2 separate regions of the Homo sapiens genome follow, and region 1 is linked to region 2. Evidence: read pairs that join two places in POLR2A ChIA-PET (ENCODE). Cell type or tissue: CD4-positive, alpha-beta T cell. All regions are shown on one strand. Links, peaks and the distances in the headings refer to the core of each region. The heading gives the core; the rest is flanking DNA.

Region 1 (2,917 bases), core at 240-2,739, 230 kb before region 2:
TCCCTTACTGGCAAGGTACTTCCTGATTTCAAGGACACAGCATCAACGAAACTAATCTGGAAGAAAGTTCCTGTTGTCCAGACCTTCTTGTTGTACTGGCAGCTGGTGTTTATCTTTTCTGTCAAGGTGCATTAGCAGCTTTATAGATAAAGACTCTCCTGATCATAAACCCAAGTGCATTTGCACAAAATAACAGAGTTGTCTATCCCTTCCTGTTTAAATCCTGGTGTTCACTTCTCTTCCTTACTAATAAATGTCTTTTGTGGCAGGTTTTTTTTTTTTTTCCAGAAAAGGTACTTTCTGGGAACTTGTCTGCTGCCTCTTGGTTGGCAGAAGCTGCTTCTCGTGTTATCTTAACATTTTTAAAGCCAAAGCTCTTTCGAAAATTATCAAACCCTTTCTTGCCAGAATTTAATTCTCTAGCTGTAGATCCTTCACTTTCCTTTTGCTTTGTTATATAATGAGTTTGCTTTTTCTCAAATCATAATATATGTCTTTTTTTTGTGTGTATGTCGGGGGGGAATGGAGTCTTGCTCTGTCGCCCAGGCTGGAGTCCAGTGGTGTGATCTCAGCTCACTGCAACCTCCGCCTTCTGGTTTCAAGCAGTTCTCCTGTCTCAGCCTCCCGAGTAGCTGAGACTACAGGCTCACGCCACGACGCCCAGCTAATTTTTATATTTTTAGTAGAGACGAGGGTTTCACCATATTGGTCAGGCTGGTCTTGAAATCTTGACCTAAGGTGATCCACCCTCTGTGGCCTCCCAAAGTGCTGGGATTACAGGCGTGAGCTACTGTGCCCGGCCTGTAAGTATGTCTTATAGCAACCTTGCACCTACATAAACGCTACATTTTCATTATGAGATAAAAAGGTATTTCACAAAAAGTGTAAGGTTTTCATGCCTGCTAACGTAGCTACAGTGATGGCTTCACAAATTTTCTTTTCTTTTTTTACAACACTCCTTACTGGATTAATTTATCTTGAAATGGCAGGCAACCACAATGGCAAACCTTGATCTATGGTACATATCAAGCAATTCAACTTTTTCTTGTAATGTCATGACTTTTCATTGCTTCTTGGGAGCACTTGAAGCATCACTTCATATGGATCCCATGGTGTTATGCAAGGTTTACTACAGTACTGCACTAAACACAATAAAAAATATGTGAGAACCACTAGAGATCATTTTTTATTACAATACACAATTTACTGGAGAGACAAACTGCTCACGGAAATGACAGGCATTCTAAGCAGTACTTGCAACACTTGAGCTTACTGCCAGAGCAACAGGATGTGGCTACCAAATTATTACAGTAGTACAGTAGGCACTACAGTGATTTTATGCAGTTATGATTTTTTAAAATTATACTTTAAGTTCTAGGGTACATGTGCACACGTGCAGGTTTGTTACATATGTATACATGTGCCATGTTGGTGTGCTGCACCCATTAACTTGTCATTTACATTAGGTATATCTCCTAATGCTATCCCTCCCCCCTCCCCCGACCCCACAACAGGCCCCGGTGTGTGATGTTCCCCTTCCTGTGTCCATGTGCTCTCATTGTTCAATTCCCACCTATGAGTGAGAACATGCGGTGTTTGGTTTTTTGTCCTTCCATAAAAAATGATGAGTTCATGTCCTTTGTAGGGACATGGATGAAGCTGGAAACCATCATTCTCAGCAAACTATCACAAGGACAGTTATGATTTAATATTGCATCATTACTTTTGTTTACACTTCTCTGGACTGTGAATGGTACCATATATGGTCTGTAAGTGTGTGCATAAATTTTAATCATTCATAATAGATTTGTATATATCTTATAGTAGTAAATGATAAAATAGACTAGTGTCTACATATATTTTATGTATTCATGATATACCTTTTTCTTAATTTATTCAATATTTCTTTTTTTGTATGATTTTATTTTTTTTCTCACTGGCACTGACCTACTGCACTTAAACACTTCCATCAGACTCAAAAAATAATTTTATTTCAGGAGAAAGAAAATATTTTACTTAGCTTCTGTTTATACTGTTTCATTATTAAGAGTTTTTTTTTTCTAAGAGATAGGATCTTCCTATGTTGCCCAGGCTGATCTCCAATTCCTGGCTTCAAGCAGTCCTCCTGCCTCAGCCTCCTGAGTAGCTGGGACTATAGGTATATGCCACTTCTCCCAGCTTGACTTTTTTTTTTTTTTTTTACTATAATGGAATGTGTTTTTATTCACCCATTGGAAAAGCCTTTGCTACATATTAATACAAACTTGTCACTAATAAATCCTTCTTTAAGTAAGAAAATAATATAACATGAGCATAACTTTGTGTGAGTTTTAATGTCCTGGAGCCTTGTTGCTTCATGTATAAAGTGCAGGTCAGTAAAAATTAAAATGAGGTAATATGGTATAATAGGCTTAACCCAATAAGTGTACAATAAAGGACGGCTGTAATTTTAACATGAATTCAACTGAAATCCTGATAGGGCAACACCAATAACAATGTTTCCTATATAGCTCACAAATTGTTCTTTGTCATCCCCTCATCTACCCAATGGGAATTAGAGCTAGCCTGTTAGGCTGCTTGACAGGACCACTGAATGCTGGAAATCAACCATATTCTATCCCCTCATTTAACAGATGGGAAAGCAGAGGCTCAGGGAGTTTGGGAAACTTGTCCACAAAGGCACAACTACTTTGTGGCTGAACTACGTCTAGGACCAGGCTCTCTTTATTGACACAAGTATCTCTTTCCTTTTTATGCCCCTTCACGTTTACAAAGCACCTCCTCAGCTCCATGATTTTGTTTATTATGCTACATCACTCAGCTCATGAAAATGGCTTTTTTTTCCTCCTTTCTTGTCATTGGAAGTTTTTTGCATTCTTGTAGCAGCTGATTCCATACTAACCCTTAAAATGAAAAA
Region 2 (2,917 bases), core at 161-2,660:
CAGACTGGGTGACAAAGCGAGACTCCATCAAAAAGAAAGAAAGAGAGAAAGAGAGAGAGGGAGGGGAGGGGAGGAAAAAAAGGCAGGACAGGTGCAATGACTCATGCCTGTAATCCCAGCACTTTGGGAGGCTGAGGTGGGCAGATTGCTTGGGCCCAGGAGTTCGAGACCAGCCTGGGAAACATGGCAAAACCCCATCTCTACAAAAAATATAAAAATTAGCCGGGCATGCTGGCATGTGCCTGTAGTCCCAGCTACTCAAGAGGCTGAGGCGGGAGGATTGCTTGAGCCCCAGAGGCGGAGGTTGCAGTGAGCCAAAGTTGTGCCACTGCACTCCAGCCTAGGCAACAGAGTGAGACCCTGTCTCAAAAAAAAAAAAGGAAAAAAAGGTAAAGGGATAATCTGCTCAGAATTTCTTGGAGAAAAAAATTCAAATGGAAGAAGATGCTGTTCTTGTTTAGATATTTTTCTTTTTTTTTTTTTTTAGAAACTGATGTTTATGGCCAGGCACGGTGGCCATAAACACACACACCTGTAATCCCAACACTTTGGGAGGCCAAGGCGGGCGGATGACGAGGTCAGGAGATCGAGACCAACCTGGCCAATGTGACGAAACACCGTCTATACTAAAAATACAAAAATTAGCCTGCCTGTAATCCCAGCTACTCAGGAGGCTGAGGCAGGAGAATTGCTTGAAACAGGGAGTCAGAGGTTTCAGTGAGCCGAGATTGCGCCACTGCCCTCCAGCCTGGCGAAAGAGCGAGACTGTCTCAAACAAAAAAAAAAAAAAAGAAACTGATGCCTATTTTCCATCAACCTTATTTCCAAGTTGCTTAAGAGTCCCTGCAAGAACAATTTAAAACCATTCAGTGGTCTGAACAGTGGGAGCTGCAGACCAGTCTTCCGTGGCAGGCTGAGTGCTCCAGTCTTCAGTAGGGAACTGCTGAATAGGCACAGAGGATACCTGCACCCTTCAGACCAGTCTGCAACCTCAGGCTGAGTAACAGTGAACTCAGGAGCTGGAGCAGTCCATTCACCCTGAAATTCCTCCTTTGTCACAGCCTTTTCAGTAGCAGCTTGCTCTTCTTTTTCAATCTCTTCAGGATCTCTGTAGAAGTAGAGATTAGGCAGGCCGGGCGCAGTATCTCACGCCTGTAATCCCAGCACTTTGGGAGGCCAAGGCGGGCAGATCATGAGGTCAGGAGATTGAGACCATCCTGGCTAACACGGTGAAACCCCGTCTCTACTAAAAATACAAAAAAATTAGCCGGGCATGGTGGCAGGCGCCTGTAGTCCCAGCTACCTGGGAGGCTGAGGCAGGAGAATGGTGTGGACCCAGGAGGCAGAGGTTGCAGTGAGCCGAGATTGCGCCACTGCACTCCAGCCTGGGCGACAGAGCGAGACTGCGTCTCAAATAAAAAAAAAAAAAGAAGTAGAGATCAGGCATGAGCTCCCACAGGTGTTCACAGGAAATGGTGCCACCTTTGTGCAGAACTTCCTGAGCCAGCATCCACCACATCAAACCCACTGAGTGAGCTCCCTTGTTGTTGCATGGGATGGCAATGTCCACATACTGCAGAGGAGAATCTGTATTACACAGAGCAATGGTAGGTAGGTTAACATAAGATGCCTCTGTTTGAGGCTGGTGGTCAGCCCTGGGGTCAGTAACCACAAAAAGCTGTGGCTCCCGGAAGGAGCCTGGATCTGGTTAGTGAAGGTTCCAGGAGTGAAGTGGCCAGCAACTGGAGTGGCTCTGGTGGCAGCAGCAAACTTCAGCACAACCCTCTGGCCAGTATTCCTAGGGGATATAACACTGGCATCAGCAGGGTTTTCAATGGCAACAATGGCATGAGCTGCCAGCAGAAGCTTCTCCCAGGTCCTCTTCAGATTTATGATGTAGATGCCATCACTTTTCCTTTTATAGATGTACTGTTCCATCTAGAAGTCAAGATTGGTGCCACTAAGTGGGTTCCTACTGCAAGGAACTTAAGGACATCCTCCTCCTTCATTTGCAGGACAGCAAGGGCTCTGGACATTGTGAAAGTTTCCCTTTAAGTTATGATGGGAATCCATAACAACCCCATATGGACCCCTCTGTGGGTAGCATAGAAAACTGGCTGTTTTTCTTTCTTTCTTTCTTTCTTTTTTTTTTTTTTTTTTTTGAGACAGGCTGTCGCCTTTTTTTTTTTTTCTGTCACCTAGGCTGGAGTGCAGTGGCACAATCTCGGCTCACTGCAACCTCTGCCTCCTAGGCTCAAGCAGTCCTCCCACCTCAGCCTTCCAAGTAGCTGGGATTACAGGCATGCATCTCCACACCTGGGTAATTTTTGTATTTTTAGTAGAGACGGGGTTTCACCATGTTGGTCAGTCTGGTCTCAAACTCCTGACCTCAGTTGATTGGCCCACCTCGGCCTCCCAAAGTGTTGGGATTACAGGCATGAGCCACTGCGCCCAGCCACAATTCACTCTTAATCTCTGAACCTCAGTAATTGGGAATAAATCCTATTCAAGATACCTTCTCAGAAGTGGGAAGGAAGACAAATAGGGAGATGGATGTGAATGTTCTTCATAAACTGTAAAGTGCTTAAAAGGAAGGTCTCACCGGCATTCATTACTTCCCTTGCTGATGCATCAGTAAAGAGGTCAGTGGTGTGCTGTTCCAGTGAAAATAGGTGGCAGTCCTCACATGACCACACTATCTGACAGGAGGAAGCTCCCTCCTGCAGACCCACCTCATTGAGTGAACATCATTCTTCACATCCACAGCAGAGAGAAAAGAAGAAAGCGTGCGTCAGAGTGTTGGGCAAGCTTTTAGGAGAGGTGTTAGACACTTCCAGTGGTTTGGTATGGAGATGGGGTAACAGAGCTTGATGACTGGAATGCATTCTTAGTCTTCCTTGCAAGAAATAAGAGATCT

What was found. ChIA-PET counts read pairs that join two places held together with the same protein. Peaks named below come from ENCODE experiments on the same cell type or tissue, not always from the same donor. Only the 100,000 strongest peaks of a DNase experiment are listed, where the experiment ranks them.
Region 1: POLR2A ChIA-PET joins it to region 2 with 9 read pairs; 9 of 35 experiments call an interaction of 5 or more read pairs at or near these places.

What each region holds. Positions count from the first base shown.
Region 1 is chr9:124,964,733-124,967,649 of GRCh38, forward strand. The region is part of intron 17 of SCAI (suppressor of cancer cell invasion); the gene reads right to left. Among named protein-coding and RNA genes, the nearest start is that of GOLGA1, 25 kb to the left of the region's middle. In CD4-positive, alpha-beta T cell, for the core only: no CTCF peak of the experiment used is centred there; a DNase peak (open chromatin) is centred at 1,269; H3K27ac peaks cover 1,544 bases.
Region 2 is chr9:125,193,786-125,196,702 of GRCh38, forward strand. It overlaps the pseudogene RPSAP76. Among named protein-coding and RNA genes, the nearest start is that of RABEPK, 5.3 kb to the right of the region's middle. In CD4-positive, alpha-beta T cell, for the core only: no CTCF peak of the experiment used is centred there; a DNase peak (open chromatin) is centred at 1,476; H3K4me3 peaks cover 1,294 bases; H3K27ac peaks cover 1,153 bases.